Linked DNA regions of Homo sapiens: region 1 is linked to region 2. Evidence: chromatin contacts called from ENCODE Hi-C or POLR2A ChIA-PET data. All regions are on one chromosome and are shown on one strand. The core of a region is the stretch at or near the end of the contact, and the rest is flanking DNA. Distances in the headings are between cores, read along the strand shown.

Evidence for each region. A loop is a pair of places that touch in the nucleus more often than their neighbours do. ChIA-PET counts read pairs that join two places held with the same protein, here RNA polymerase II (POLR2A). Pooled maps may share reads with other maps.
Region 1: a loop to region 2 is called in a pooled map of heart left ventricle, with 4 times the contacts of the local background. The contact joins two enhancer-like sites. A Hi-C loop is called at or near these places in 10 of 168 maps with a recorded cell type or tissue (GM12878, Right ventricle myocardium inferior, Right ventricle myocardium superior and 2 more) and 7 of 50 pooled maps. POLR2A ChIA-PET finds 5 or more read pairs at or near these places in 1 of 52 experiments (OCI-LY7).

The regions. Positions count from the first base shown.
Region 1 is chr17:70,559,734-70,566,049 of GRCh38, forward strand. No RefSeq gene overlaps it. Among named protein-coding and RNA genes, the nearest start is that of KCNJ2, 390 kb to the left of the region's middle. Within about 2 kb of position 3,603, at least 2 of the 41 ENCODE cell types and tissues checked have a DNase peak (open chromatin) inside an H3K27ac peak, as active enhancers do.
Region 2 is chr17:70,307,156-70,313,628 of GRCh38, forward strand. No RefSeq gene overlaps it. Among named protein-coding and RNA genes, the nearest start is that of KCNJ2, 140 kb to the left of the region's middle. Within about 2 kb of position 3,222, at least 2 of the 41 ENCODE cell types and tissues checked have a DNase peak (open chromatin) inside an H3K27ac peak, as active enhancers do.

The DNA.
Region 1 (6,316 bases), core at 2,353-4,852, 250 kb after region 2:
AGAGGTATTTCATGAATATTTGAGATTTGATAAGACACACATATTAGGTATTAGCTAAGTATTCCTAATTATTAATGTAAACTAGACTAGAATGTGCATTAGAAAGAGTAGTAGATATATTGTCACAAAAGCTGAGTGCGAAAAGCAACACCAGCAACTTCCAGGGTGATGCCGAATATATTATTGCAGGCTTGAGTTCCCTCATCTCTAAAATAAAAGAATTGGAACAGCTGATTCATATGTTAGGCTAATATTCTATGCTCTTCCCTGAACTGAAAAGCCTCTTTAAAAGTTTTTTTAATGTAATGATTTAGCTATAATACTGCCTTTAAAAAGGGATTGACAGAGGAAGCATTTGAATTTCAATCTGGCCTTACATGCATTTCTTTTGAAAAGTCATTAGAAATGTCTTTAGAAAGGTACTATGTGTTTTTAAGGGCAACATATTAGTTATTGTAGTTTTTGAGCACATTTCCATAACACATGTGTTGTGGGGTGTTACCACCACCCCAATCAAAACATAAAATGTTTCCATCTTCTCATAACCTTTCCTCTCACTACATTTGGTCAATCCTCTTGTACTCTATCACCATGGATGAATTTTATCTATTTTAGAACTTCATATAAATTGATTCATGTAGTATGTTCTCTTTTGTCTCATACTTCCCTCATTCAAAATAATGTCTTTGAGAATTAGTTTGTGTTATTTGCCTATCAGTTGCTTGTATGTTTTTTAATTTTTATTTTTCAACTTAGTAGTCTTCCATTGTATACATATACCACAATTTATTTCTCCATTCACTTGTTGATAAACATTTAGTTTTTTTTTCTGATATTTGGTAATTATAAATAAAAATGCTAGAAAAATTCTTGAACAAGTTTTTTTGGGAGACACATGTTTTTATTCTTCTAGGATAAACATCTGAGAGTGGAATTGTTGAGTCATGGACTTAACACATTTTTAAAATAAAATTTTAAAGTAAAAATAATTTAAAAAAGAAAAGATCTTTCATGAATTTAGTAGTTTATTTCTGAGTGTAATCGACTTCATTATTTTGGCCTTTTTTTTGATGGGGGGGTGGTGGCTGGAGACTTGCCTAACTTATGGGAATCTGGAATTGCCCTTGGCATTGCATGTGGCAACACAATGGTACAGAAGCTTTTGTGAAAGTTTTTGTTTCCATGAATGATGGGAACTGCCAAAATTGAGAATTATGCACTCTGAGTGAACTTTCACATAGCTTAGGTTGGCATCACCAAGTGAGAAGCCCAGGACTTAAAAAATAAGGTAAAACAAGACAGGAGGTTTTTGTTTTGTTTTTCCTAGACTATGGCTCAAGGACCACCTGAACGGAAATCCCCTGGGTAGCTGATTAGGCATACTTTTTTTTTTTTTTTTTTTCGAGATGGAGTCTTGCTGTGTCACCCAGGTTGAGTGCAATGGCATGATCTCAGTTCACTGTAACTTCTGCCTCCTGGGTTCAAGCGATTCTCGTGCCTCAGCCTCCCGCGTAGCTGGGATTACAGGCACCCGCCACCAAGCCCGGCTAATGTTTGTATTTTTATTTTAGTAGAGATAGGGTTCTGCCATGCTGGCCAGGCTGGCCTGGAACTCCTGACCTCAGGTGATCTGCTCACCTCGGCCTCCCAAAGTGCTGGGATCACAGGCATGAGCTACCATGCCCGGCCTAGACGCACTTTTTAACAAGCATGTAAGAGACTCTTACACATAGTGAAATGTAAGAATTGCTAGATCAATCTAAACCAGAGATCCTCTGCTGTGGCGGCACATTTGCATCACCAAGGGAGCTTTCAAAATTGCCATGCCCTTGACATGCCTAAGACCAATTAAGTCAGGATCTCTAGGCATGACCACCAGATATCAGTATTATTTAAGTCTCCCCAAGTAGTTACAATGAGTAGCCAAGGATGAGATCTTCTGGTCTATTCTATGTCATCCTTAGCACATCTGAGAGCTCCACTGCCTGCATGTCTGATGTTTTGTTGTACAACTACGTCATTCTGACAATATTTCAAAGCATTGAAAGAACATTTATTTCCTTTGTACAAAATGCCTTGAGCAAGCAAGATTGTCTCAGGTGCATTTGCCGTAATTGCTTGCCTTGGTCTTATTACCTTGTGAAAAATTATGTATCTTTAATCTATGCTTTGGGTGGCAAAATTAATTAATAATTAACTTTGTACTTACCTAATAAAATAATGTTGATGTAAAGTCCTCTAAGTAGTCCTCTCACTTACTAATTTTATCTATGTATTGGCATGAATATCTTGGTTGAACCAAAGAAATAAAACCTAAAATATATGCCTCACAAAAATGTGCTTTATTTAAGTAGATTCAATGAATGAGATATCAGCTCTCCTCAAATCATTATAATGTACCTGTAAGTAACGAACTTTCATAATGTATTTAATCTATAAAAATGATTCTATATGCAGCTTTTCAGGAATGCATGCATATATTTCAGAAAGTAAAATTCCCTTTTTTTCCAGGGGAAGACTTACTAAGATATTCCACTTGAATGTATGAAGTACTTGATAAAGTGCATTTCTGCTTTACATGGTTGGAATTCTACTTTAGTGCTAACCTTGCATTTTTAAATTTTGCTAATAGAGACCATATAAAAATTCACCTGCAAAGCAACTTAAAGAATGTTCTTATTTATTATTTGTAAATGTGGCATCCTTTACCTATCATGCACACCCTGCAACATCTCCCCCAATTAAATAGATTTTGTTCTTCAATGAAGTACAATAGTTTGATGGATTACATTTAGGAAAACACGTCAGTCAATATGAACCACCGAATCCCAAAATGCTATTCAAATACCCTTATGATCTCTTTAACAAACAAAAGCCTTCAGACATCATGTAAGAACCATTGCATCTTTACTTTTTAATGCAATACAATTATTTGTGCCTACCTAAAGGTAACCAGATACAGGTTGCCTTTTGAAGTTTGCAGTAGCTTCATTTTATTCTGAACCAGAAAGTTAGCCACACCAGAGAACACTTTTTTCCCATTGTCTTCTTCAAATGTGGTTTTGATTGCCCATTGACAAAGCCAAGCTAGTGATCAGTATATTGTGATTCTCCTAATTAAAAGCATGCTAACACCTAGAATACAGTAGTTGTCCCTTATCCATGGGGGATATGTTCCAAGATCCCCAGTGGATCCTGAAGCCGTGGGTACTGAACCCTATATATACCCTGTTTTTTTTTCTATACATACACACCTATGACTAAATTTAAGTATAAATTGGACACAGTAACAGATTAACAACAATCACTAATAATAGAAAAATTATGACAATATTTTGTAATAGAAGTTGTGTGAATGTGGTCTCTCTTTCTCTCAAAATATCTTACTGTGATGTACTCACCTGTTTTCAGACCATGGTTGACTGTGGGTAACTAAAACCATGGCAACCAAAACCAGGGATAAAAGGGCACTACTGTAAACCATTCCCATAGTCCCACAACTCCCATGATAAAGACTTCACACTATAAATGAAAGAACTGTTTGATTGGCACAGACCCATCTTTGAGAGAGCCTGGAGAGCCTGGCCACCCTCCCCCCACAATATGTGCCAATGTGCCAATCATGTCTCTTTGGAATTTCACAGGCCATAGCCTTTGTTATGTGCCCTTAAAACAGCCCCTGTCCATCTACCATGCTGTTGGCTCTCTGCCATCCTTTCTAGCACTCTTAAAACAGACTATAATTGGCATTTGCTTGGCTGGGAGTCAATTTATTTTATTGCTACCTTTCCCAGTTGCCTTAACCGTTGGATGTCTTGACAGTTGGCAAATGTAGACTGTGGTTCTGATATGTCACATAAAATCTGTTGGATGAATACTTTCCTCTAGGAAAAAGTGAAAGTGAAATCCCATCCTGGTCCACCCTCTTTCCAAAACAATAAACATTTCCTGGCTTCCACAATTCCCCTAATCATTTAAAGCAGTACAGTTGTTATGGAATGGGCAGCTGAACTTAATGCGTGTCTGGACCATCTGTTCTAGTATTTAGTCTTAAAGAAGATTGCTTAAGTGACTACAGTTCATTGCAAAGAGGGTGAGTTCCATCAGGGAAAGTGCTAGGGTACTATGTCATAGAAAAACATAATCCAGAGACTCTGGAAGGACTATTTTTCACTTAGCAATGCTTAACATCCATGGAAAAAAATAAATTATTTTCCTAGGTACACAAGTAATACACAGACAAACTTGTCTCCAAATTTGTGATTTGTGTTACATTATGGACACAAATATGATATGGTTGTAGAAGAGACACAAAGAGTTTTATCGCTTTATTTTCTTGAGACATATTTTTTTAATTATAGAAACATCCTAAGTTCAAAAAGTCAGACAAAGGTCAGACAATTTACACATAATAAATGGCATGAAGTAGATAGGCAAGAAATACTGAGATTATAGAGGTAAGAATATTTTATTAAGTGAAATTCCTCACATAGCTTTTAACTATGACATTCACTATATTTCTGGGCCAGAGATTTTACAAATAATGAAGTACTTTTGTTGTTTCAACAGACTTTACCACAAGGTTCTGGTTTTGTTTAACGTTAGTGTAGGACAAATTAAGACTGTCCAGTATATGAAACCTTCAAACTTGAGAATATATAAACAGTACAGACATTATGGACCATAGTACTCACTCAGGAAACTAATTTTTTATGTGATCTCACATCATCCAAGTGCATGACTCAGTTCAGTCAAATGCCCAGAATATAAATGGAAGCAAGGCTAGTAGTAACAGTGACAGAGCAAGTTGTTATAAGAAGAACTTCCAATTATGAAGCATCCAAAAATGGAAATTTCTGCCTCTTCAAGCAGGAAGTAAATCAAATTTGAAAATATTAGGGAAAAAAAGCCTGGGAGTCTTCAAATGAGATACATACTTTGGATGAGGGATTTGCCAAGATGGCCATTGTGATTCTAGAGCGTTAAACAAATTGTACCTTAAAATTGTATAATGTAGACAGTCGTGTGTGGGCCAAGTAACTTAATGAAAGACAAATAGAGTTTCCTTTTTCTTTGTGTCATTGAGAAAAATATATATATTTTAAATTTACTTCTAGGAATATTTACTAATTGAAAATAATTCATAAATGGAGTCAAATAGAGTTGACAATGAATGAATAACCAAGAGTAGATGGAAAGAGATTAGTAAAGATAAGCAATTGTGGAATAATCTTATAGTACTTTTGAGTGCTTTTTATTTTGTGAATTAAATTATGTGAAATGATAAATGATTTATAGCATAATCGAAAGAAGAATGACACCACAGCGAAGGCCCATATTGAGCAGCAAGTCAACTGCTAGGGCTACGCGAGGCAAAGTTGGTTGGCAACCAGGTTCCTCAATAGCTGTCATGCTCCAGAAAAGAGCCACTTCTACAGCAGGTTCCAGAAAAAATAAAGGGGATAGATTAACGTAAACATTCAAATAAAGAAAAAAAAAGACAACACGTAAGGCGCAAACGTTCCCTGCTAGTTTCTACTGACATTTTTTATTAACATTCCTTCAGTTTGTTGGAGGAGACAGTGATTTACCTTAAAAATATTTCCTAGCCTCACTTGAGGTTGCAGGTGACCGTGCGATTAGGCTTTAGCCAATGAAATATGAATGAGTGTCCCATGAATGAGGGCTTCCAGAAAGCTCCATGAGAGTAGATTTGTGTGAAAAGTTCATTTTGCTCCTCTCTTTTGGAATAAGGAGGCCAATTTGAAAGCACAAGAAACAGTGAAAGAAGAGCTACAAGGAGCCTGAGTTTTCAATCACCATGTGCTTGCGTGCTAGCTTTGGGTTGTCTACTTCTAAACTTAATTTATGTGAGAGAAAAATAAACTTCTAATCTATTTAAGCCATTGTGTTTTAGTTTTCTATTTTTATCAGTTCTAAGCAGTGTCGAATTGATAAGAGCACAGACCTGTTATGACATCTATGGCATAGTTTATTTTTCTGTTTGTGAAGACCGTCACTTATATAAGGAGAAAACATCTCTTTATAATCCAGTTTACCATGTATGATAGATTTAATAATAATTTATGGAAAATGTAAGAAGAAAGTAATTTTAAGACATCAGGGGAATTAAAGAGAAGAATGCTTTGAACATTTTACTTTGTCTGATTGTAATTGAACTGAAATGTATTTCCTATATCTTGAAAAACCCTCTCAGTTTTAAATGTGGTCATCTCAGTTTCTTATACAGTAAATCTCTGCCCCCAAAACATTTATCCAGGATTTTGAGAATCTGTCCCTTGTCTGTAGGACGTTA
Region 2 (6,473 bases), core at 1,972-4,471:
TGACAGATACTTGGCTTGTTCTTTAGGTAACTGATTTCAGAAATGGGCACTTTTCATAGAGACCCTACTCCCTGCCCACAGATGTCAGGCCTTCTCCTCACAACAATTAAGTTAGATCAGTTCACTTCCATACAACCTGATCTTTCTAAACCAAGCATCCATTTGCTTATTTAGAACATGAATGGGGTCAGTGAGAAGCACCCAAATCCACTCAGCAGGACTGAAGGGTAGACAGTCAGAGGTGATGGTTTATGAGGGTAGGTTTAGGAACTTCAACCTCTCTTCCTCCCTAATATTTTTACTGTTGAAATGAGACTGCAGCCCTTACTAGGCAAACCCAGGCAGCAGCCATCAGTACTGGACCTCTGGCAGCAGAGCCGTGCTTTGGCTCTGAATCACCTTCTTCACCCCCAGCCCAGTCCAGAATGCTTTGGAGGCCGAGTGCCACAAATGCCTGAGCTCCATGTATCAGCCTCATTGCAAAGCAACCGTAGGGATGGGAAGGGAAGAATGATGATCCATGGGCAGTGTTCCAGGGTACCCCTGGAGACTAGTGATGCAGACAGAAGGGGGTGGTTGTGCTGTTTCCCATCACTCAAGAGTTATTTCACATTCACAAGACTGTGATCAGATCCTGTTCATTTATTCTACTTAAAATGACACAACAGGAACAGAGACTTGGAATGGAAACTTTTCTACCTGGGTCTTTTTAGGATTTCAGCAAAGATATAAACATCCTCTATTTTTTTTTTTTTCTTACAGGAGAATAAAAACTCTTCAACATACATTGAGGCTTTGCAGCCTTTTCAGTTGAGGAGCATAACAAGAGATTTTCTGCTCTAGAGTCCAAATCTTTTAAACTCAGAGGCTGCCACTCTGAGGTCATTTTCTTTTCATGTTACTGGAAGCATGATGTATACTTTAAAAGTAATAAAGTTCAAATAGAGCCCACTGGGGACTGGGAAATGGGCTTTCAGAGTAGGTTGATTCATTCCATTTCAGTCATGTAAAGTTTAAAGAGAAAGCAAGACAGGGGAGTTAGATAGAAGGTGAACAGAGAAGGTATGGTTGATTTAAGAAAAATGACCTTCAAGAGTCATTCCCATTGCCTATGACTTCCTAAGAACCTATGAGGTTGGATGGAAAAAACAATGATTTTAACAGGAGTGTTTTCGACCGAGGACACAGCTATACTAAACTCTCTCAATAATCACAATTGTCACATTTTAATATTCCCTTTTTTATATGAAAGTAGGACAGCTTTGTCCAAGATTGAGGCATTTTCACCTTGTGCTTTTCTGAACAAATTATGTGAAAATTAAAAAAAAAATACAGAGCCTGGCCCTCCAGAATTCTCTAAAACAAAAGCTCAAAGCAGCCTGAGATTATAGCCTACACAATTTCAGGTTAGTTTTTCAGTCATTTTTCAGCTATGTACTATGACATTTATAAATATAACTTTTCTGGAAAGGAAAAATAATAAAATACAGCAAGAACAATTTCTTTTGTACTTAGATAGCCAAGTGCCTGGATGTGAACAGCCACAAGTCAGCTAAACCTCCACGCTCAGTGAGGAAGCTGTGGATCAGAGGGTTTTGTGTCATGCGCTAATAAGCTGCACAGCTAGGCTCACCCCCAAGGTTTCTGGCCTATGTCTATTCCCTTTACTTGACATTTTGCTATCAGAGGACACTGCAAGGAGACAGTCAGAGTATCATTTTGAGACTTTGGGTTAGTACCTAAAACAGCAAGAGAGGAGGAGGAAAAATTTGAATTAACTCTATTGGCCAAAGGAAGAGGTTATAAGCTCTTTCTGTTCTGAGCTCTATTTAACATGAATATAACCATTTTCTCAGCTTTTTTCCTTTCTGGAGAGAAAAGTACTGACATTCAGAGACATGGAGAAAACAGAATATTGAATCTTAGCAATCTCTCTGCTACACTATTGGTTCTTCTGCAGAACCTATCATCTTCTGTGAACCTACAACTTTCTCTCCTTTCCTTAGAGTTTCTCCATCCTGACAGTAATTTTACCATGCAGGATACAGAATATGTGCAATAAATATATGCTAGAAGTCTTGAGTCCTACTGACTGCTTTATTCTACATTCATATAGCATATATTTTATTATTATATATGGACTATGCAATATGTGTCTCATCTTGTGCTGTGAGCTTTGCTTTTTAGATATGATTTCCTTTAATCTTCATATGTACTCAGTGAAGCATATACTACTATTGTTGTCCCCATTTTAAACCAGATAAAAATAAGACCAACAGATAAAGGCCATCAGATTTTATTTTTTTTTTTGAGACAGAGTCTCGCTCTGTCACCCAGGCTGGAGTGCAGTGGCACGATCTCGGCTCACTGCAAGCTCTGCCTTCTGGGTTCACGCCATTCTGCTGCTTCAGCCTCCCGAGTAGCTGGGACTACAAGCGCCCGCCACCACACCCGGCTAATTTTTTGTATTTTTAGTAGAGATGGGGTTTCACCGTGTTAGCCAGAATGGTCTTGATCTCCTGACCTCGTGATCCACCCGCCTCGGCCTCCCAAAGTGCTGGGATTACAGATGTAAGCCACCATGCCTGGCCAGACCATCAGATTTTAAAGCTTAACTCTTAATTACTGTACTACACTGAGTGTAACTAATACATACATTTGGTGGAATTTGTCTTAGGTACAATACTTTTGTTTTTATTTGGTATCATCACATTATATAAAAGCAAAAGTGACCCCCAAAATAGCTTCCACTTTAGGCTCTTTTTCTCTCCACAGCAGACAATACCCCTACTAAACAGAATTTGATTGTTGCACCTATGTTAAGTCGGGGACCAGAAATTTATTTTAGAGTGTTCGAAGGGCAAAGGAAAGTACTGCTTTTTGTAGAAGGATTAACTTCGTGGCTCAAATTTGCTAGATATTTGTCTAAACTTCTCTTCAGAGAAAAGCCCGAGCTTGCTTGCTGTAGGCTCAACCAAGTTTTACATTTTGAGACCATAAGCCTGAGATCAGAAATCTTTTAATCAGCATAAATCCTTAAAAGATCCCATAACTCTGAAGTCATGTTTGCATTATAAACAGAACATGTGTTTCATGGGGTGTGAAAATGCCAGCAGAAACTGCTTGCTTAATTTTATCAACCTACTTTTTTAGAGAGTGCTGACAGCCCTACAGAAGCATGACTAGCGGCTGCTGAGGTTGGCAAGCCCACATTCTGTGGCTTTTTCTTTAAGTGGCGTATCAGGAGATTAATTCAGCCTGAATTTCACATTTGTGTTCGGTAGCAATTCCCAGAGGCCTTAGGAGCAAATGCATATTTGACACCTATTTATCTTTGTCGGGGTTGTCATGGGAGCCAAGGTGATATCAACTTTAGTGAGGTCCTTTGAGGAGAGGTTATGGGGAACTGGATATATTTGCTTGGTTCTATTTTCATATCTATCTACTGTTTGCCAAAAGGTTAAGTTTCTCCCACCTCTCTGTCAGCACTACATTTGGTAATATGAAAGAGATGGAAGCATGGCTGGTTGTAGTGATAACGACCGATATGGCAGAGACGTGCGCTTCGAGGTCCACTTGTTCCTGTTGAAAGCATTTTTTCTTGCCTTTAAAGAGATTTTCATATTGATGCGCTGTGGCTGATAATGAGAAACCTGGGTATTTAAAAAATATATATTTTTTGTCCTCTATTATTAATCATCAAATGCGAGAGAGCAGATGAAGCAAGGTTAAAGAAGTACAATGGGATTCTAAAGAAAAAGAAGTCATAATGGCCTGGAGCAGTAAATTAGTGCAAAAGCTAGAACCATAGGAAAGCAATAGTTTGTTGACCTACCACTTAGAGTCTAAGCCTTTGAGGTTTGAAAACTCTAACATGATTTCATTCATTACTTCAATACACTGCTGGAAAAAAATAAGAAATGTATTTGAATCAAGTTTTAAATCTCAAATTCCGAATTTGTTATTTCAATAGTTTGGGGGGTATAGGTGGTTGCTGGTTACCTGGATGAGTTCTCTAGTGGTGAATTCTGAGATTTTTAGTGTACTCCTTACCCAAGCAGTGTACACTGTACCCAATATGTTGTCTTTTATTCTTCACCCCGCTCCATGAGACCTTAGAGTCAGTCCATTATATCACTCTGGATGTTTTTGCATCCTCATAACTTAGCCCCCACTTATGAGTGAGAACATAATGGTATTCTGAATTATTTCACTTAGAATAATGGCCTCCAGTTGCATCTAAGTTGTGGAAAAGACACTATTTCATTCCTTTTTATGGCTGAGTAGTATTCCATGGTGTATATATACCACATTTTCTTTATCTATTCATTGGTCAATGGGCACACAGGTTGGTTCCACATCCTTGCGATTGTGACAGATTCCAAATGTGTAAATGAGCTTTCTAATTGAAAAATGAATTGAGATTGAAAAATGAATAAATAATCTCATTTTCTGAAAGCAAATGGGCAATGTAATTATAAAGATTTTTTTCAAAGCACTCTTGAGTTTAAGGACACATGCACACACCGGAACACTCACTGACCCATCTTCTGAACACTCACTGGCCCACCTTTGCTGTCTTTCTTTTCTCTTCCCTATCAATTTTTATTGACCTGTTCTAAAATTTGCTTGCCTGATTTGTCTCAGTAATCCTCTCAGGTATCACTGTTTGAATTCACATTTTACACATCAAGGCACAGAGTAGTGACACAGCTCATTGCTGGAGTCTGGTTTTTGAGCCCATGATTTTAACTACCATACAATCTATTTGCCCAGTACAGAGGCTAAATAATAGCAATAATGCATACTCCATCAGCTCCATTTATTGTCATTCATAGCCACATAAATTTTTTTTAATTATACTTTAAGTTCTATGGTACATGTGCACAACGTGAAGGTTTGTTACAAAGGTATACATGTGCCATGTTGGTTTGCTGCACTCATCAGCTCGTCATTTACATTAGGTGTTTCTCCTAATGCTATCCCTCCCCCAGCCCCCGACCCCCCAACAGGTCCTGCTGTGTGATGTTCCCCACCCTGTGTCCAAGTGTTCTCATTGTTCATTTCCCACCTATGAGTGAGAACTTGCAGTGTTTGGTTTTCTGTCCTTGTGAGTTTGCTGAGAATGTTGGTTTCCAGCTTCATCCATGTCCCTGCAAAGGACATAAACTCATCCATTTTTATGGCTGCATAGTATTCCATGGTGTATATGTGCCACATTGTCTTAATCCAGTCTATTATTGATGGACATTTGGGTTGGTTCCAAGTCTTTGCTATTGTGAACAGTGCCACAATAAGCATACGTGTGCACATGTCTTTATAGTAGCATGATTTATAATCCTTTGGGTATATACCCAGCAATGGGATTGCTGGGTCAAATGGTATTTCTAGTTAATGCTATCCTTCTAATTAGCTGTGGAAAAGTAGGTTTTATCCACCATCTCTTGCTGACTTTTATAGTAATAAATACCCTACGTGTATGGTTAGGTTTTAGATAGGTAGATTTATAGGCATAGTATAGATATACAGCTTTCTGAAAGGATACAAAAGAAACTATAATAGCCTCTAGAGGAAAAATAAAGTAGCAATGGATGAGGATGAGAGGATTAACCTTTTGACATTTCTTATACTTACTTATATTACCTAATCGAACACAATTATAAATCAAATCCAATCAAACAAAAACAACAGAAATTTATTCTCCTGGAAGAACGCTGGCTTTCAAGTGAATGAGTAATGACTTGTGATCATTTTTATGCATCATCAATAAAACATTATGAGCCGCATTCTTTCTACTTCACTCAAATTAATTTTACCATTAAAAATTAATTCAATTTCAATGATCAGTTTATTTTAATTCTCTAAAAATGTGTCATCGTTTTTTGCTTTCAAATAAACATAGATGTACTTTGTTTAGATGCACTGACATTTAGGATTCTACAAACTAATTTGTGCTTAATTACATCTCGCTCAAAAGTTCAAACTTTTAACTCATAAAGTTTAACTTTATATTCTGGATTTCAGCAAAGCACTGCCTAACACATTGCGTGCAGTAGGACAGGAAGTGATGACTGTTTCTTTCGGAGCTTCTGCCAGTATGGAAATGCCACATCTCAGTTCTCAGCATCCGTACTCATTCATTCTTTTATTCATTTATTCATTTATTCTTTCACTTGCGCACAATGTTAATTAGGTCCTTTTCAGATGTTCAGTTTACCTCCGGTCATGACAATCTATGGAGAATGATGGGAGCAAAGAGAGATATTTCAACGGAATAAAACAAAAGCAATTCTATTAACCTATTCAACGCTGGGGTCCCAGCTGCACTTCACTACAGATAAAACTGTGGGGATAGTAGTCTCTATAGTTGCATAAACGCCAGGTGTTTTTTTAGACTCAGATGCAAATTTGCTTAGGTTTATATTTGATCCTTGAATCATTTTTGTAACCAGCTGGAGTTTTTGGCCATAACG